Regions from separate parts of the Mus musculus genome. Here region 2 is linked to region 1. Evidence: chromatin loops called from intact Hi-C (ENCODE). Cell type or tissue: left cerebral cortex. All regions are shown on one strand. Links, peaks and the distances in the headings refer to the core of each region. The heading gives the core; the rest is flanking DNA.

Evidence for each region. A loop is a pair of places that touch in the nucleus more often than their neighbours do. Peaks named below come from ENCODE experiments on the same cell type or tissue, not always from the same donor. Only the 100,000 strongest peaks of a DNase experiment are listed, where the experiment ranks them.
Region 2: it touches region 1 in a loop (4-fold over the local background); 2 of 42 quality-filtered maps call a loop at or near these places.

The regions. Positions count from the first base shown.
Region 1 is chr10:21,476,342-21,487,056 of GRCm38, forward strand. No RefSeq gene overlaps it. Among named protein-coding and RNA genes, the nearest start is that of Gm33892, 90 kb to the right of the region's middle. In left cerebral cortex, for the core only: no CTCF peak of the experiment used is centred there; DNase peaks (open chromatin) are centred at 5,079, 6,635 and 7,139; H3K27ac peaks cover 401 bases.
Region 2 is chr10:21,556,110-21,566,824 of GRCm38, forward strand. It overlaps Gm33945 (a long non-coding RNA gene), which reads right to left. Exons shown (of 5, transcript XR_871483.2): 3 at 8,443-8,553; 4 at 7,478-7,524; 5 at 3,362-4,719. Among named protein-coding and RNA genes, the nearest start is that of Gm33892, 10 kb to the right of the region's middle. In left cerebral cortex, for the core only: a CTCF peak has its summit at 5,379; a DNase peak (open chromatin) is centred at 5,228; H3K27ac peaks cover 1,236 bases.

The DNA.
Region 1 (10,715 bases), core at 2,554-7,553:
TTTCAAAGTAAATCCAAAATGCCCAGAGTTTCAAGCAAAGCTAAGTATTCTTATTGTTTGCATCATTCTGCCAAGTCACACTACTGTTGGCTCTCAAGATCCCCTCCCTTAGCACCCTGACTTTGATCATTCTTGAGTCATCAAGCCGGCCAGCTTCCTGTGATGTCTCCATCCCCTTTGTGATCTCAGTCTTATAACTGTCATCACCATTATTTCAGGCCCTCGGTGTCTCCAGCTCATTTTATCTTAGACATCCAAACACCTTGAACCCAAGTTTTCTCCAAATCCATGCATTCTACCTTACTCTGAGCAGCCGCCACAGGCCGGAGCTGCACACACATCCACTAGGTCTGGTCTCACTTGGGATGACTCAGTTTTGGAAACTTTCAGGGTAGTTGTTTCAGTGAGAAAGTAGAGCCAGCAGAGGGGTCTTTTGCAAGCCTCTACACCGCTATATGGCACTCCTCACAGCCCCCATCCGATCGATGCCCTAGCCTTCATCTTATCTCTCTCTGCCATTGTTGAGGTGGCCCATTTCCCATCCAAAGCCAGCTCCTTTACCTGTGTGCTGTTGTCTTTCCCTTGGAAGGGGAGCCTGTATAGACTTCTCTTTCTTCTCCATCCTTCATGTTCCTCTGAGCCACTGCCGTCTACATGAAATATACGTCCAGTCTTAACAAAAAATGATCACTGCCTTGACCCTGTCCCTATTACTCTGTTACTTAAGACACATCTTTAAAAAAAAAAAGCCAGCAGAGAGGGGAGCTGTGTTTGTGAAGAAGATGACCATGGGGAGAAGAAACGAGGATCACAGAAAGGATAGTAAGGGGAGATGAACTAGATCAAAGCACAGCCGTGTGTGCACATGAAAAGGTTACAATAAGAGGACTGCAGAGATGTTCCACCAGTCAAGAGTACTTTGTGTCCTTTCAGAAGACCTAAGTTTAGTTCCACAAGGTCCCATCTTGGCCTTACCAGCATTCTTTGGGTGTACTAATATGGTCTTTCTGCTACTTCATTCCACTGCTCATGCTACTAGATGAGAGGTCTTCCTTGAGTACTCCATTCCGGTGAATAATTTCCACCTGTAACACTCCTTGTTTCCTGTGTCCTGTTGTTTGTTCTCCATGGTGGTGATGGTCATCCGCTATACAATGTTGCTTGATGACTAACCCAGTAAGCATGAGCATCCATGTGTTTCTGTGAGCGAATGCATCTCATGGTTTTTACATGTTTCTTTAACAGTTCATTGCTGGCTGGTGACGGGTTTCCTTTGCCTGGGATTCAGGCACCCATATTCTCTGTACTGGGGAGGAAGCAGGGAAAGAATAATAAGAGAGCAACCAGGTTTTTAAAATGCTTGTTGGAATTTGCACATGCCACTTGCATTCACAGTATGTTGCAAAGGGTTACTCAGATGGACTCTGCTCAGTACAAGGGAGGCAGCTAGCAGTGACAATTCCACACAGGAACTGTGGTGTACAGACGATCACCCCTGCCAAACACACACCATACATTTACTGGTGACATACCTCTCACCAGGAGGAAAACACCATGGAGAAATGCCCACACTGGTCCCCTCTGATCTTTTAGACACAGATCAGTTCCTGGTTCCTGGGAGCTCCACAGGAAATATTTGTGCATATTTTTCTTTTTAAAAGAATCCTTAGTTTAGAGGAGGAGGGTTTTGCTGTGGGAGTTGAGGCTGAAAAGATGAAGGCCATGCTGTAGATACTTCTAACCATCTTGAACCAACCCAGATCACAAATTGGACTGGAACCAAGGAATCTGGCTTCATCTTTCCCCATAAAACCATCTGGGTAATAATACATAACAGAATTTCTCCATGGCTGTCCTGTGGCTTTGTAGATAAGCAATGATGAATCAGTCACAGTGAAAAAGAGTGTAATTATGTTTGATTTAACTGTCCTCATATACAAATGGCCTGCGTTCCTCCACGGGGAGGCTTGCTTTGTTTGGTAGATGGCATGTTCAATCTGTGGCATAATTCCAAATTGTTTCTGTAGATTGTTCTGTTATCGACTGTTCTGTTGAATTGTTCTTGCACAAGGAAGCATACTGTGTACAAGTGCAGTGTTCTGGACTGAAGTCTTGTCATGGTTGTGACGTCAGACTTGAAGCCAAGTTCCAAGGTTTATACAACCTCCCCTCTGTGCCTCCACTTGAGACCAAATCGTCAATTCTGTAGATTCCTGTAGTGAAGAGTTCCTGTTGACTGCCTTTAAAACACAGCATGAAACAACAAAATGAAAGAAAATATATATGGATCTTTGGTGGATTAAGTTATCAAATATTCCAAAACATTCGGAAATGTTACAAAATTGGTTGAGCATTAGTCACGTTGACACAATCTGTTTACACTCTTAGATGATTTTAATGGTCACACATCTGATCCTTGCTTCATAAAAGTCAAGGATGTAAACCCAAAACAGATTATATAATGTGAATAATTAAAATATGCACGAAATGGTGGCTTTACAAACGTTTTTTATTACAATTTGGAAAGTAAGAGTATTATTTGAGGGTAAATAATCCCAAAGTACTTGCCAACCAGACTTGTGGACATGAGGCTAAGGCTGTGACCTATATGTGTCTAAGGGAGGACATGACACATGTCTCAGGAACCCTTCATGCTCTGAAATATTTTTAATTCAACAAGCATGGTGTTCATAAAACTGTATGTTGAGGTGAAGTTCTTTTGGGAACGTCTTCATCATCTGACATCAGCTATGTAACCAAGATATGGCTGCTTCTTCATGGTTGAGTAGACAGCAGGAGGAAAGGAGGAAGGCCACAATCCTGGAAGCCCAGGGATACCAGGGCATCACACTAGGAGTGTGCATGCATTTCTAGTATATAGAGAGTAAATATTAGGAAGAAAAAGATTAATGGTAATATATATCATTTCCTGCTTGATTTCTATTTCCCCTTCCCCTTCCTATCCCCCTCCGTCCCTCACTCCCTCCTACACTCTCTCCTTTCCTTTCTTTCTTCTGGTATGTTTTCCTCAGAGCTTAAACCACAAGTCTGACCTGAGCACTAGCTGTCTGAGTCCATTGACTATAGAGATGCTTGTAATTTCTCAGTGTGCTCCCCAGTTGTTTTTAAAAATTTGGTAGTGATGAAATTTTTTTATGTTTTCATCCTTTGCTTCAGATGGTAACGAGGATTCTAACCACCCAAGTACTTCCTGTGTTAGCTTCTAAGCGTGGTGTGATAAACCACACACTGCACAGCTTAAACAACAGAAATGTAGTTACTATCTCATTGTGTGGAGAGACTTGTGAGGAAGGTCTGTACCACAGCTGCTGCCTGGCTTCTGATAATTTGTGGTTATCCTTGTAACTCCTGACTCAGAGGAGTGTCTTCCACTCCGGACTTGTTTTCATGTGGAGGTCTGTGTCAAAGTTTCTTTCTCCTTTAAATACATCCACCATGCTTGGTTATGGGCGCACGCTACTCCCACAGGATCTCATCTTTTAATGTGCAAAGGCTGATTCCCATGACCACATTCTGAGATACATGGGGGATAAGGATTAGTATACTGATTTTCTTTCTTTAAAGTTATTTAATATTCATACACACATATAATACGTTTGGATCAAATCTGTCCTCCTTCTCTCCTCCCCCAATTTCTCCCATTACCCCTGCAACATTTCATTCATGATTTCATGCCCCTCTCCCCATGGAGTCTATTTAGTACTCCCCGTCTCTCAGCATCCATCAATGGCTTAGAATTTCTGAGAAAGAGTGGGGCTTGACAAGCCTTCCCCTTATCCATGCCGGATTGTTCTTGTACAAGTCTTGTGGTCTTGTGCTTGTAGCCACTATGAGTTCTTGTACAGCACATGGATTTTCAAGGATTCGACTCAGCTAATAATGCTGTCCAACTAGTGCTTTCCAAGTGAGGTGAGGAGAGAAGGAGGACCAGCAGGGATGTTTGCATTCTCTTATTTTTATTAGTTCTCTGAGAATCGAGAGTTGGTACAACGTGAATTTTAATCTTTCTCATCACCCAGCTTTTCTTAGATCCACCCCAATTCTCTTCCCACCTAACTTCATATTCTTAAAACAAAACAAAACAAAACAAAACAAAACAAAACACAAAAACAAAAACAACCTTCAGGACCAATTTGAGCTGCCCAAATATTCCTGGCATTGCATGGGGGACATTTTCAATCATCAGGAGGATTCACTCTCGGAGAAAACTGTCTCTTCCTCTCCCAGCTGCTAACTACTGCCATTTGCTCCACAGCTAGGGCTGGGATTGTGTGCTTCACTTCCCTCTCCATGCTGAAACTTGGTCTGGCTTGCACTTGCACAGGTCTTGTGCATGCGGTCACAATATCTGTGACTTCATATGTGCAACTACCTGCTGTATATTTTCTGGTAGCCATCCTCCACTTTTGTCTATTACACTCTTCACCTCCTCTTCCACAATGGCCTAGAGTCTTGAGAGAGGATACAGTATGTACCCCCTTTGTGCTCTGTGTACAAACCTGTTTTATTTTGCTTAAGACGATGTCTTAAATTGGGTTTTATTGCTGTGAAGAGACACCATGACCAAGGCAACTCTTATAAAGGAAGACATTTAATTGGGGCTGGCTTATGGGTTTAGAGTTTCAGTCCATTATCATCATGGTGGGAAGCATGACTGAGTCTAGGCAGGCATGATACTGGAGGAGCTGAGAGTTCTACAACTTGCTCTGATGGCAGCCAAGAGGAAGGTTTCTTCCACATTAGGCAGAGCCTGAGCATAAGACCGCAAAGCCCATCTACAGAGACACTCTTCCTCCAACAAGGCCACAGCTCCTACTAGTGCCACTTTCCATGGGCCAAGAATATTCAAATCACCACGGAGGATGACTGAGGATTCTTTGAATGTCCTTCCCCCATTGAAATGGTTTGTGCCCATATCCAAGGGAGATATAATGTCTATGCTGCATCCTGCCCAGCAGTGTATATTAGGATGGAATGAAGCAAAGCATCCTACTGAATTTGGAAATTCAAATGGTCACGTTGCTTTTTTGTTCCGTAACTGGATGAGATTTGAAACTGCCTTGAGAGGTTGTACATAAAGAGATCTCTGACGTTCACAGAGGCTCTGACTCAGTGAGCTTGGAATAAGGCCCAGGGAATATTTTTTAAGTGTTCTCCAGAGAATTTTGATGATATGCCAAATGTAGAATTACTGATCTTGGACAATTTCTCCTTCTTGAGTAAGCATAGTCAATAATGTATGTTTAACTACATTACTCTTGTTAAAGAGAAAACATTGATCATTGGTTCCAATAATGACACTCTTCAGTTATTTTTAGGACAGATATTTCATGATTATTTTAAGGGTTCCAGAATGAGGTTGAATAGACCTCCTGGAGTTGAGACTTTTTTCTATATAAAGTATGCTGTTTAGATTTACAGCTAGTAAATACTAATTGTAGGAACTAACTTCCCTGGTTTCAATTTCATTACAAGCGAAATGAGGAAAACAATGCTTGCTTTGTAGGATTGTCGGAAGACTAAGTTGGATAGCTTATGCAAAACCACTGTGATAAAAAGAAAAATTTCATTAAAGATAATTTCTGTTTTTTTCCCTCAAGGTGCCGAGAATAAGTGAGTGTTGAATGTTTAGCTCTAAATAAGCCGTTAGCCTCAGTGACTGCTTTAGAAGAGGAGGCAGAAGGAATGTGAATGCTGTGAGATAGGGAGGCCATGAGTTGCCAGCTTTTGGAAGGGCACAACCATTGAAACCATAAAAAAGCAGCTCACAATAGCTGCTTTTACAATAGCCCTGCACAAGACTGGTCCAGTCAACTGTCAGTCATGGATGGGGAGGGGCTCATGGGGTCTTATCTCTCTCTACTGAAACGCTGGTTCCTGATAGACCCTGGGAAGCAGCGTGCATATCTTCTAGTGAGCTGACCATGTTGCAGTAGATGACTCCAAATCCTTGGTCACACAGACAGCTGTGGTTAAGCTAAGTGGATCATAAAACAAAATCAAACACGAGGCACGAATATAAGAAAGGAGTTTGTAGGAAGGAGGGAGGGTTAACAGAGAAGTGAGAGATAGAAAGCACCAGAGTAATTGGAATGCATTGTATACGTATATGGAATTTTCAAAGAATAACTTTAATTAATAAAAAAAAGATCATTTCTTTTTATTCTAACACTTTAATATATCTGAGTCATAATCTTTGAATTTTCAGAAATGGAGAGCAGTTAAAATTCATTAATTATGACTGTACATTTTTGATTTTCCTTTTGTCCTTTTTGATTCATATCTCCTGTGTTCAGAGTTTTAAGTGTGTAATTATAATTACTGAACATTTGCAAAGTACAGCAGGTCCCCATACTGCTAGATTAATCTTGTGGAAAGTGAGAATGTTGGCAATAGGTCTTGAATTCTGAAGAAGTGGCAAGCTAAGAAAAATCCAGTGTGACGAATGGCCCATTAAGGGTGGCGGCTTGAGCACATGCTGTAGGGCAGGACAGACCCGAAGGCACTGGACCGGAGAGGGGTCAAGCACTAAGCCTTAAGCACTAAGCCTAGAGTCCGCTGCAGCAGAGATCTCTCCAACATTCCTTCAGAGCGTTTTAGGGAAGCATCTAGCTTGCAACTCGTCACCGTTTTTACTGAATGCCGGTCTTCTGTCTTTAAGAGTCTTGATAGTATTGGTCTTCCAGCAATGCCATTGCTATGTTAAGAGTTTTCGAATTTAGAAAGACATTGAAAAAGAAAACAGTGTAAAATAAGGAAAGCACAACATTTATTTCCATTTAGTTGGCTCTCAGAGGCTAAGTTATCAAGCTTTTAATTGCAAAACCCATCTTCTTTCCAAACCAATTCAGGTGTACTTTGAGATAGCCAATCAGAAAGTCTAAGAATATGTTTTTGACTTCAGCTTCTTTATATGCAAGTTGGTAGCAGATGTTAGCACCCGAGTTTGGTTCCAAATCACTACAGATTTTCTTGCCTCTTGTGGGATTGTACATTCTTTCATACGCCCACACTAAAACTATTTCACTAATGATCACAATTAATAACTTGGGTAGAAAAACTCAAATACTATAAAACCTTCCATTTTAAACTATATGTAGTTGTTATGCGTATTTCTGGACTTAGCTCTCCATAGCTGCCCAGTGCTCAGCTCTAAATAGAGGAGGACATTTCTGTCCTGCTCCAAGGCTCAGGGAACATTATGGGAATGAGCTCAGAAAGTGTAGGAGATGAAAGATGAGGAGGTGTGTTATGAAATATGCTGTCTGCATATGACATAGCTGTTATACCAACAAATTCATAGCACCTGTGGCTACCTACTCGAGACCAGCCCAAAGTTGGGCCTATTCTCACACCATCAAAGATATATGAGGCCTTACCCGTTCCCATGGAGCTTAGAAAATTAATGCTTGCTATGTAAGGAGAAGTCATTTTTCTCCATGGTTCAGCCACTGATAAATAACCGCCACCATTCTCATGTAGTCATTAAATGCAGTGGGGCACAGGCACACACATATGTACATATGCACACATGCATACACACACACACACACACACACACACACACACACACACACACACACACAGTAGGTGGTAGATGGGAAGAAGAAATGGGCCGGAAGAAAAGGATAAGAAGGATAAAGAGGGATATGATTAGAGCACATTTGTGTGTGTGTGTGAAAAGAATAAACAAGTTAAAAAAGGTACTCTGTTCTTATGTGCCATCTGTCACAGTAGATATGGAAGTTCCATACTAATGCATATTAAATGTGCAGTCAACTTTTTCCTAAATATACACAGTCTATGGTGGCTTTTCCCTTTCTGTTCCAAGATAATTAATTACAAAGAGACAACATTTATTAAACAAGATATAAGATGAACTAAGAAAGAAGGAACAATGGGAAAGGAAGGAAATGATTTAAAAATTCAAGAGATTCCCCGAACAATACAGGCTACTGCCATTGCTCCTGGTTGTGAATAGATATCTAAGGTAAGACATTATTACTAAAGACACCACATACTTCTGGCAAAGGACTTGGAAGAAGTGAGCTGGAAATGACCTGGAAACCTGCTACCCGAGGACTAGCTATCACAGTACTGGGAGATTCTATGCAAACCGCCAAGGAAGAAAGCAACCAGTAGTCCTACCCAGCTGTAAAACTGCAAACCACAGAAACTACAGGGGTGCAAATATATCCCCAATGGAGTAACAGTGCCATTTGTATCTTGGTGACAAGCCATAACTGTCTAACTGAACTTAAGCCCCACTTTGTAGGAGTGAATTCACGCCTGCCACTATGAAGCTACAAAGCTATCCAACCTCATGGCTAGTGAGATCATAGACCCTAGAGGAGAAACTATTCCTACCATATCTCTACTTCCCTGAACCATTATAGTCTCTAAGTGTATACTAAGCACTTAGCCTTATGCCCACTGATAAGTATAGCTCTCACTTCCCATCAAAGGGACTTCATTTGTTGTTGTTGTTGCTGCTGCTGTTGTTGTTGTTATTTGATGGAGGTGATTACAGAGATCTACAGCTCTCTACTACAAGAGGTCTCTATTACAAGAGAAAGCACCTCTAGACTCAGTAGTTTGTATGCATGTACAAATATGTGTGTACATGTAACAATAATTATAGATGAGGTAATACATTTGAGTGGGAATAGGAAGGGAGACATGGGAGGAGTCAGGGGGAGGGAGTGGAAGTAATATAAATCGAGTACTCACGTACAAGATTCTCAAAAAAGTAAACTATTTTAGAAATAAATTCAAAGTAAAGAGCAATGGTCCTGTTGTTTGTACGTGGGTAGCTTTTATAGGATGATGGTGATTTCCCCTCCGTAAGTGCATGGGGAGCACGGGGAGCACGGGGGAGCACGGGGGAGCACGAGGGAGCACGGGGGAGCACGGGGGAGCACGGGGGAGCAGCCTCCTTAGACATGCTGAGGAAAGTGGAGACAGCTGTAGAGAGAATGTGGAGGAGGCTCGCGTTAGCTGATGGCTGTGATGGACAATGTGATCATCAGACCAGAAGGTAGCAATGACTGGAAGCTGACTGGGAGGTGAGACAATCCATGTGTGTGCCCACATTTCCTGCAGAATAGCTGTGGTGTTCACCAGTCCCCTCAAAAAAATTAATCATTAGAGTTTTGATAAAACATGGGGCCTCCTTGGTCAACCAGGAGGCCTGGTATTTGTATTTAGACAGGAAAGATTCATAGCCAACACTTTTCATGGAGAGAAAAAAAAACAAAAACAAAAACAAAACCTCACCTGTTAGCAAAATGAAGTTGGCACAGAGGAGCCTGAATCCATCTTGAAATATGGTAAGTGACCATTGAGTTGGCGAAGTGAATAGCAGGAACAGAGCATTTTTAGAGACCAGACTCAGGACTTTGAAAATGGGAAAGCTGAGACCCTTGTATGTATATGATTTTTTGGGAAACATCTCATTATTTCACTATTGTTCTGTGTCTTTGATCATTTTAGCCAGTATGCAGGCACTAGCTGTATAGTAGACATGGTTTGTGGAACACGCTCAGACTGATCTTACCCACATTCCAAAGACTGATAGCTTAGGCTGAAAAGAGAAGGAAGTCTTACCCAGAAACAGGTCCTAGAATTTGACATTTATGCGTACACAGCCAATAAAACCCAGGGTTTCATGGTCTTGGTTGCAGTTAAATGGAAAGACTGATTAAGCAAGACCGTGATTATCCCGCTGCCTGATGGGAGCAAATGCCAGGCATGCTGCAAACGTAGCTCCTTTGCTCTGTTCATTGTCTCCCCGTGTGCAGCCCCTTGTTCACGGATCTCAATAGAATGTCTGTACCTGTCTGTAAACAGCTACAGCAGCGGTAGGACACGGGTTCTCTGAAACTTCTTGGCTTTATGTAGAGAAATAATAACTCTGGTAAGATCTTCTCCTGCTATTCCCAAGCAAAATACACTTTTTCCTGCCATAGCTCATTGCTTCAATACTGACCTGGTTCTTTGACCCATTTAGTGAGTGTGTGTCTAGGTGCTCACTGTGTAACAGGCACGATGCTTTGCTGACTGTCCCTGTGTAGCAGGCACGATGCTTTGCTGACTGCCCCAGACTGATCTCGCACTGATGCTTGCCCTCTGACTAACAATACCATCTAGACAAGGGAAGAGCATAATTTTGGCAGCGAGTGATAGAGGAAGCCATTCCCTTTTAGGACTAAGGATTCTGGAGCTATAATGACATCAATTATTTCTATAAAAAGCCGCTGCATAAAAGGCTGTATTCCAATAACATGATTTGAAGAAAGAGATTTATTTATAGGTTAGCAGGGCTCTTGCCCTGTCTGGACGATTCATCTTTTCACAAAGAAATCCCAGGAGAACTCACCTGATTCCTCGTCCTTTCACATTTGTGGTGAAAAGAAGCACCAGGCTTTATAGTTAGGTATAAATATCTCTCATCTGGGTGTGGTTTTTCTAGAGTATAACCCTCAAAACTTCTCAACCAAACAGCAACAACAACCACCTTGAAAGCTAAATCAAAGCGAAACCAAGAATTATTTAAATTCTAAATTAATTTTTTCTAGCATAGCAATCTGTAAAGTCTGGGATGAGGTATCTTTCTCTTGGTGTTTGAACGGCCAGTGTTAATTATAGTTTGCTGCGTGCTATGTGTCTTAAACATATACAGTTCTTCATGACAA
Region 2 (10,715 bases), core at 3,054-8,053, 80 kb after region 1:
ACTCTCCCTAAGCCTTTAAATTGCCATTCGTAATTTCATTGGGGTAGCAAAAATAACTAGGCAATTTTTAATTACTTTGCTCCTAGGGGAAATAATTTTACTTTTAATATTTGTTTCAGAGAAACTGTATACAGGTATGCAGACTTTTAGATTGAAAAAGCAAATTGGGCCAACAAGGTGCTTCATCCAAGGCTGACGACCTGAATTTGCCCTCCAGAGTCCTCATGGCAGATGGAGAGAACTGACTCCCGGAAGTTGTCCACTGACTGCCCCACCCCCAACATACACTGTAGTCGTGGGTACTCAGAATAAAGTGGGAAATGAGTCTTATCATAATCATCTCCACATCCTAATCACACATACATCGCACAGGTAAAGACTGACCATCCTTGAGGCTAAAAAACGAACTAGGGAATTTAAATTAAACCTCTGGACTAAGGGATCATGTATGACAGTTAACTCTGGCCGGCCTGGATGAGGGAAGTGAAGCTGGCTGAGGAGCCAGTGTTCCCCAGCCTCTCCCTTGCTGTTGGCTCTCACGTGACCCAATCTTCTCCTTACCCTGAATGTCAGCACAGATTCCCAATGGCTACCAGGACCAATGGACCAATGCCAGGGCCTGTGAGGATTCCAGTCTGTGAGCAAGTGACTGTCCTTCATGCATCTGGACAGTATATTTGAAAAGATTCTAGTTCAACTTATGAGGCACTTCTGGACCCTATCTATTGCAGAAAGTAGGCCATATTTACTTCTGGGAGCAAACTAAACCCAGACATCACAGTTAGCATCAAACAATGCCTGTTTCCACTATGCTCCTGTGGGAGTGAACTGCACCAGCTCTAACTGTCCATGATCACTATAGTCTTAGAAGTATTCTTGAGGCTGTGTAAATGTCCACTAATATACCTCTTTTTTTTTTCTGATTTTGTGTAAAGCTAATTTGCTACGCAGTGAGCAGAATGAACACTAAGAGTGTGGCTTTACTATACCACACATTGACAGAAGCAGACATGCAAGCTCTGACAGGCACTAAGCTCACAGGTCTGTTAAAAGGGGTGAATATTCAAAATATATGCTTATGGCCTTTCTGAATTCCAATCTTCTTTCTGGACATATCTATCCTTATTCGCTCTGAAAAAAACAAACAACCCACAATACCAAAAAAGGAAAAAAGACAACCTTTGAAAATCATTCTTCTCATCTTAAAATGACATATTTGGGTTTATGCTCACAGTCTTTAGTGTCCCCTCCTTACCTCCTATTTTAATTCTTCATCTCTGTGTGAGTGAGTGAATGATGGATAGAGAACAGAATATCCAAAAGCAGCTTTTTTTTTAAGCAAGGTCAAATGAGCAGCTAGGAAACAAATCCTGTCTCAAATGTGTGATCTTTTGGTTTTTGTTTTTGTTTTGTTTTGTTTTGTTTTGTTTTGTTTTTCCTGTTGTCCCCATCATTTCTATAGCTGAGTTGGATTGAGAGCCAGAGGCCAGATGACAGGCTCCTAGGAAGATCCCCTCAGGTGGCTCAGGCCATGGGAGGAGATCTCCAGACTTAGTAACCTGTATTTGATGTGTGGCTTCACTATAATGATCATTCATGCTTCCTAAGAGAAGTAATCTCTGCCCACTAGGCACTCACGATGAGGGCTTTTATAGTACAGTTTGCCAAACGCAAAATCATATAACGACCCATCAACAGACCTAATCCAGCCTTCTGGCACTGTAGATACCATTTATAATTTTAGTGAGGTAGCAAAATAAGCAGGAAATTTTTAATTATCTCTGCCCTTAGGGGAAGTCAGTACTGGACCTTCAAATTTTTGCTTAGATAACATCACAGATTTTATGATACCAATACCAATAAGCAGAGAAATACAGAATAACAGCAAGTATAAGAGAAAGATTGAGAGTCGTCATATGCTTGCACGTGCTAAATCTTCTGTTTGGTAGCTCACCTGTTCAATGGCTCATACTCTCCTCAGGTGAAGAGGATGAAAGGTGGCTTTTTTAAAGGTGGTCTATTCAGAGCCAAGCAGCCGCAGGCTGACTCGAGCTTTAGATGGAGAGAGCCTGACGAGCAATGGTCAGGATTTTGGTGTAAGCTGTTCACACGTGGGTCAGCATTTAATCTCCCCTCTCTGGTTTTATTCCTACACCTGACCTGTCTTAGAAGAGGTGGTCTTTGTATTTCCTTGGTTATTAAATAACATGATTTGCTTAAGGGTTTCAACAAATTGAGACAAATATCAGTGTACGCTGTCCTTTGTGCTTTATTCAGTGCTATGCTGGTCATTCATGCCGGAAGATAAAGAGGCTGTCTTTTGGTGAGTAAAAATAAAAGGGAGAGAGGAGGATGCAGACAGGATAGAGGAGCTGGAGGATGAGGGATGCAGGAAGGATGGAGGAGCTGGAGGATGAGGGAAGCAGGATGAAGGAGGAGCTGGAGGATGAGGGATGCTGCTGGACACACGCTGGCCTTTGCACCCTGACTGTCCTTACTTGCTAAAGACTTAGACAGCATCCAGCCCTTCACTGTCAGCAGAAATCAGAGAAAGTGAGGCTCATGAGCTTCCAGCCCTCCTGAGGCCCTGTTGGTGGTAAAACCAGTGGGAAGGAGGGGGATTAATTTTCCTTATAATTTTAGCCACTGCTAAGTTGTCCATGATCAAATAAATAACCACTCACCCATGCCAATGGGAGCAATCAATGTAATTAAACTCAGGCAGGAAAATAGGAACACATTAGAAAGAAGGGGTAGTTCAGAGGGAGTGGGGAAGAGGAGAGAACAGGTGAGAATGATCAAAATATATTCTACCGTTTTGAAATTGTGAAGCAATCAATTACAACATGCATTTTAAAATATAAGTGGAAGTGAAAAATCTGGAGTATGTTTGGATCATGCGGTCATTTCATCTAAGCCTATACAGTAAAAAGGAACCAACATCAAATAAAATTTAATTCAGCTTTAAGCAGCCTTGTGAAAGTGTGTGTTCAGGTAGCTAACTTTGCAGTGAGTGGCTTTCTCCTACAGAATTGTGATTTATTTTACATATAAAGACATCCTGACTTGTGCTTTCAGAAGAGATGTTTGAGGGATACAAGAGATAACGGTGAACTTCTCTTCCTCAGCAGATTGCCATGCTATTATCCATAGATGCCCCAAGGCTAAAGCATTACAGTTTATTTTTAAACTATTTGAATCCCCACCCTCCCACAGTCCCCCATATGGCAAATTCTTGGTTTCAAGGGAATCTTTTATTTGTATGTGATGTGTGTGCACGGGTGTGTGTTTTAGGTAAGTAGTGTACAATGAGAAGAAGAGAAAAAAAAATTTATTTATTTTAATAGATGTTTATTTGTCCTAAAAATCTGGATAGAAATGTAAGTAATGTATTAACCTACTTTTCCAATCAAAACCATAATTCTTATAACACAGGACTATTCAGTGTTATGGTTCAGTTCTGCGACAATTGTCCTTGGAATGCATGGGGTGCTGAGACCCATGTGCACATCCTAACCTAGTCATTCCTTGAGAAGTAGGAGCCGCGGGTTTTAGTATCCCCACCGGAGTTTACTCAGCAGGCATGCACAGCAGCTGATCTTATAGCATGTGGTTTTAAATACAGAAATACAGAACCTGGGAGGAAAATGGCTGCCGGTAGGACAAGTTCATTTCTCTCTGAAGAGATCAGGACGTTCGTTGTCTTCGGAGTTGCACATTTTTACGCGCGTAGAGGAAAGAGCAAGGCAGCGGAGGCTGCTGTACCACCAACGGTGCTGAGGATACATCAGAGGGTTCACGTCTGAGCCATAAACCAGCCACCAGACACGCAGGGTGATTAACGGCTTCCGGAGCAGCAGCCACAAATAGATGACAGTGGAGGCTGAGAACACGGGTGGGGGTGGAAATGGACTACAGAGGGAGCATGTGGAGAGGAGCTTCCAGCCACCGTGTGCTGTGATAGAACAGCACTGTAGACCTTTCATTGCCAGATAGAGCCACTGTGAATTGTCCTGAGAACGTAGCTTATTGGATGAAGTTGGTGAAGAAGCAAACAAGGCCACAGACTGTACTGTAGTCAGAAGCGACATTTGGGAGTCTAGACCCTGTCTCTGAGGGCAGTGGTCTGAAAACTCGGCTCCTCCCGGGCATTCCTTTCCCAGAGTCCTCGATGCTCTGGTTGTCTTGACTGATCAGAGCCCCTTGTGGAATGTTTTGGTTTTCAGTTTCTCACATGTGAAGTTGTATTACCTGTTTTTTCTCACTGCTACGACGGAACACTGGGGAAAGCACCCACACTCTTCAGTCTCTCCCAATACATCTCTTGTGTGATATTTATTTTGTGGTGTGGCTTTGTGACATTCCTTGGCTTTCTACTACCAGGATACCTTTTCCCTCAGAGCTGCAACACTTGAAGGCAGGATTAGGAGAAAAATATTGCTTTTTCCAGGGAATGGGGGTGGGACAAGAGGTATCAAGGTGGAGCTGGTGCCATGGGAGTTAATGTGAAGGCAGAAAGTGGCTTACTGTGTTCTGAGAACAAGGTGTAATGTAATTAGGTATAATGAGGCCAGAGTCATGTGGTATGGAAAGACAGAGAGTCATCAAGTGAGCATCAGATTTCTCCAGTATGCAACAGGATGTTGGACAGATCCTTGGCAGGGAGTCACATCAGGATGTTTTCCAGAGAAATCCACCTTGAGGGTAGACATCCCATGCCTTGAAAAACAGCATGAGCATTACAGAAGGGAAGGACTGGCTAGAGAACAGAAGGTTTTAATAACATCAGGACAGGTAATGACAGCAGGTTGTAGGTGTGAGAGAAAATGTGGAACACTACCCTGAGCTCATGCGCTACTCCAGATATGGCAGGCCCCAGGTGACTAAGTTCACCGAAGCCAGTCACAAGAAAGGGCATAATGCTATTCTTGGTGTTCAGTGATCCTTGTGTTCAAGCACAGATCTCTTAAAATGCACAGATGGAACAATTCCACCCTCCAAACTTATATAGCATGTTATTGTCAATCACATCTCCTAAATATGATCACACCGTCACATTGGCTGAAACACATTCCTTCTTTGGAAAGCAAGTATGCTTTGGACCAGAAATGTAGGACTAATCCAGTGAGAATCAGGCATTTCCTGCACTCCCACTCAGGACACATCGAGTGGTGGGTTAATTTCACTGTTCTACCCTAATAAGTGTATGAGAGGAATTTGAATAGGATATGAAGGAAAGGAAGGAACAGGCACAAGAAATGCTTAGATGCTTGCTGCTCCATCTCCCTCCCACTCTCAGGATATTTCTGGGACCTGTGGATCTTGGATTGTTGATTTTCCTAGTCCACATTGCCTGCAAGGAGTTTCTGCTGGCAGACAGAGGGCAGGAGTCCAACAGAGCCATCTCTGCTCAGAGCAGTAACCATACTTCAACATCACCCTGTGGCATGGAACTGTCACTCAATGCAAAGAAAACTATGTCTTGGGTTTCTGGACCCCTGCTTCGTCTCCATGGAGGCTGTCATATCTCATTTCAGGAAAACCCTCTCAATTTATCAGGAGAAGAGAGCACAGGAAATGAAAATCCAAGGGTGCAGAGAACCTCTCTCATTTACCAAGACAAACACTAGGGAAGTATGTAGAGAACCAGAAACAGCCATTTGTTCAACTGCCTTGAAGGATTCATTATCCTGGCAGTGCTCCTCTTGGGAACATAGTAGGGCAGGTGGTAATGACAAATTGTTGATTCAGACCTCAGACGCCTGGCACAGGCTTCCCATAGGTCACAGACTGGAGTTACACTTGAGAATAAGCTCACAGCATCCTTTAGAGCCCCCACAGAATACAGAGCTAGACAGGACATTGATTACAAACTAAAGGTAATTGGTAACATTGTTCTCATTCCATTAACTTGTGGGAATTCAGGACCACTCTGAACACAAAAGAGTGAAAGTGAAGAAGACACGTGATTTGATCTTCCTGTTTACCAATGATGAGACTTTCTGAAGAGCAGAGCTGAATGCGTTCGATTCCTGACTACTGTCTCTAAGCAGGGCACTCATCATGCATTAATTAAATCATCTAATTCTAAATAACCTTTCTGCGGGTAACTTACCTAAGTTTGGAGTTGTTTGGTTGGTTAGTTGCTTGGTTTATTTTTGTTTTGCTTTTTAAATCAAAGAAATATGGCAATATAGTTTCATTTTAATCCCATGTGTGGGATAGGGCCTGCTTCAGATCTGATTGCTTCAGATAAGCACAAGGCAAATTGACTATGATTTGCCTCATGCTCTAATAGGGGTGTGATTTTTGTCAGTGATAGATTCTGCAACTGTGTGGAATTCTGGGAACTTTTCAAAGAGTATATAAATGCCAGGGCCCTGAGAAGTAGAGGTAGGTTGGTTGCTGTTGGTTGTGGTGTGTTAAGTAGTTGTGTGCAAAGAACTAAAAATTAAATATCCTTGATGTTGAAGATCGAACTTGCCCCAAGGAACTCAACACCCTTAATTAGCAGGAAGTATTCTAACAATAGCATTGCCCCCTTTCCTCTCTATCCATGTTCTCTCTTATCTAGTTATAGGGGGTTGAAAGGGGAAAAAAGGGTGGAGAAAGGTGGAAGAAAGAACCTACCAAGTAGCCAAAGGCTGCTACAGATGGGGTCTTAGTTTCCATTCTTACCACTACACCCTGAGAACTGTTGTTATGAGGAAATTTCCATTTCTGTGACTTCTGAAGCTCATATTTTGACATCTCTGGAAGAGAAAACACTCTCCAATAAAGTAAAAACATTCTATGATACAAACTCCCTATGTTCATATATGTGGGAGAGGAATAGGTATGTTGACCTCTTAGAATGACCTTTTGATATGATTCAGTTAATGACAGTCCAAGAAGTGCTTACTGGGACTTTGCATCAATGCAAAAAAAAAAAAAAACCTCTGGGTTCCTGAAGGACTTTGTATTTTCTGTCTAAAAGCAGAAGGAGTTGAATATGAGCACTTGTAAGATAAGTAGTGTAGAGCTGGTAGTATAGCACAGTGAATGAGAGCCCACCTAGCATGTCTTTAGGTGATACAACACACTGATGGAGAGCCTGCCTAACATGTGTTTAGGTGAGGTAGCACTCTGATGGAGAGCCTGCCAGGCATATGTGTAGCCCAGGCTCAGTTCTAGTTACTACACAGGTAGAAAAGCATGCTAATTATGAAAAGCAAGGTAGTTCTTTCCAAGATTGTGAGCAGGAAAAAACTAGAAATAATTTCAGAATTGTAAATGTTAGGCAGACAATGACATAGTCATCCAATAGGATTCTAGGAAGCCCTTGAAAATTGGGAAGTGCTGAGTTACTGACTTAGAAAAGTGTCCGTTGTGAGAAAGCATGATTACTGTGCAATAAAACATAATTTAACTTTGGAAGAAGCTCAATCTACATAAACATTATGTGTTAGTTCATATATATGACCACATATCTACTTACCTGGATGTGCCAATGGTATGTACACATGTTTAGGGGCCAACAGATAGCTGTGGAAGTGGAAAGAGGAAGACAGACATTACATAATTTCCTGTTGGGGCTATCATAGTAGATGTGTATACATTTATGTCTCAGACATTTACATTCCATATAAAGCAATACATATTTAATATAATAAAATTTGGCAACTCAGGCTAGAGTTCATCAAAATATAAGCGTTGTATTTTCAGACCATCATCAAGTACCATTGTAAGGCCACTGTGAAAGCTTACGGGACTCAGGCCCAGGAGTGGTCAATGGCATGACTTGATGCTTTGCTGGTCTTTATGCTCAACTCTGCAGCTGTTTATATTCACTTTACAGAGTGCTGCACCTGAGTGATCCAGACCGAAACTGCTTATTCCAGCACGGCAGGATGACTGTCATCAGGCAATCAGCCTTTCTAGACTGTGACTTTCTAAGTATGTTTTCATTGCCTGGCATAAATATTTTGTCAGTAGCCTATGTGCAGTAATAATGTTTTGCATAACAAAAAAAATCAGCAGGTGCATCCACAGGAAAGCAGCTGCTTGAAGATGCATTCTGTGTATGGCTTGACTCTTCTAAATGTACTATTACTGTTGTTGTTGTTGTTGTTATAACCAAGGGGTAATTAGTTGCTATGGATGACATCTAGCAAAAACCTCAGAGACGCTTCTTTGAGAATAAAGTAAGAACTACCTAGATGAGGCTGTGGGAAGGTGTGAGGTGTGAGGTGGCTAAGTATATCTCTGTCCTTGAGAATGACTCAGTTCCCAGCACCCACATAGCCGTGCACAGCTGCCTGTACTTCCAGTTCCAAGGAACCCAACTGCTCCTCCTGGCCTCCACTAGCACCAGGCACACATGTGGTACACATGCATATATGCAGGCACTCCGATATTGCGCATAAAATAAAAATAAGTAAATCTTAAGGGAGGAAAACCTACCTAGACAAATGAAGGAAAGTCTCGGGAAATACTCCATTCGAAGTTTCTACATCAGGGAAGCTGCCATCTTACACTGGAACGAAGCACTCCCCAGGGCTTGCCGAGTGTGTGCTTTTTAGTGGGAAGGAAGAACCAAGAATGTTATAGGAAAAGAACAATTCAGGTTTCTTTTTTCAGTGATCATAGGCAGTGATAAGAAACTACTAAAAGCCCTCCAAGACAGAGGGGCTGGAAGCAACTGCTAGGCTAGACAGGAACACACCTGTATAGAAGTCGGGTCAGTGTCCTTGGTCTTGGCTCAAACACAATTTTCATCGTGGGCTTAAATAAGCTCTCAGGCTGGAGAAATGGCTTGGCAGATGAGAGCTTGCTACACAAGCATGAGGACTGGAGGTGCGATCCCCAGAACCTAGCTGATGCTTAGTGGGTGTGCTGGCCCACCTGTAGGTCCAGCCTTGGGAAGCAGAGGATGGAGATGCCCAGAGCAGGGCAGTCCTCTAGTAAGGCCAGTATGTTTCTGAGTTCTGGCTTTGGCTCATCGAATGCAGTGTGGAGTGATAAAGGCTAGTTCCTGACATTAGTGCTCTGTGTACATATGCAAGCTCACATGCACATACATGAAAAGGGGTTCTTGAGAGTAGCTGTAAAGTATAATACATGTATTTTATGAAATCCATAGACATCAACTGAGCTGGTATATTTGTTTTATTAAACTGAATGTGTATGTATGTTTGTGTGTGTTCACGCATGTCTTTGTGTATGTATGTAGAGACCAAAGGACAACCTCTGGTGTCATTCTGAGGAAACCATCTACGTCCTTTGAGACAAGGTCTTTCAGAGTCTACACTGGCTGGTCCGTGACCCCCGAGGATCCTCCTGAGAGGATTCTGCCTCCCCGGCACTGGGATGACAAATTTTAATTAGTTATTTTTACATAGTTTCAGCGCTAAACATTTGTCCTGTGAGGTAAGCATTGCACTGGCTGACCTATATCTCCAGCCTGCTGTATTTGGATTTTATCACTGAGTGTTAATCATACGGTGTGGTGGTACACACCCACAATCCCAGCACTGAGTAGGTGGAGATAAGAGAATCAGGAGTTCAAGGCCAGCCTGAATTACATAAATGAGTAAGAAGTTAGCCTGGCTCATCTTCCAAACAAACAAATATCAATGCACTAAAATGTTGGGTGGTTTTTGCTTTACATACTGCAGATAGCCTGATGACACAGACTTCATTTCCTTCCGTGGATATATTTAGAAAGCCAGTCTGAAGAGCACTTGCACTCAGCAGGGAGCCCATCAAATCCCATCCTGCCAGTCAGGCGGATGAATGCAGGGTCTCCCGTTAGCCCCAGAGGTTCTAGAGCTACATGTTCTGTTAAAGCCCTCCCAATTGTTTTTCACATGGAGTTAGCATGAAGATAGAACTGAAAGAGAAACCAAAGCTTAGAATTAACAGAAACCATCCACTAACTGCACAAGACCCTTGGGAAATCACAACAGCTGCAGAGGTACAAAATTTAACCAAAACAAATTTATCTAATATAAAATATTTTTTCCTTTCTGCTTTTTGGGGTTACTAGTTTAGGATTTTTATTTTATGTAATTTATGAGAATAAGATAAAAACAGTGTTGTGACTAAAGTTCTCTCCAGTTCTCTCCCTCCCTGTCTCCTCTCCCTTCTCCATTTCCTTTCCCTCCCTGTGCCCTCTCCTACCCCTTTCTCTTCCTCTTTTCTTCTTTGGATTGCAAGTCATTTCATCTCAGCTTCCCTAAATGGATATTTTCATCTCAGCTTTATATACACTGACTTCAAATTATTGGCTGAAAAAAGTAGAGATATGGCAAGCTACAGATGCCTTCCTGAGTTGCCCTTTCCCTGCAATGTGGTTCTCCTTCATCCATTACACTACGTTATGTTATATACTACATATAGTTATACTATACAGTACAAGACAAATTCACCCACACTAATATTTCTCATTTGCTGAATTCCCTTTGAAAGTCATGGATGGTACACCTTGTGGCTTTAATGACTAGGCTTGGAACCTCAAACTCCTTACAGTTGTTTAATAAAATGTAATAGTCTAACGCATTTTAATGTAGGAAGTATGCAGATTGAGGAAAGAATCCTTAATTCTGATTTAGAATGTTCTTGCTCTTTTCCGCATTATCTTATTGTTGATGAAGACTTGGCAAGATGCTGAAGGGACAGACGGGTGATGTACAGAGCACACAGCAAAGTGTGCAGAGTGAGGCTTAAACATATTG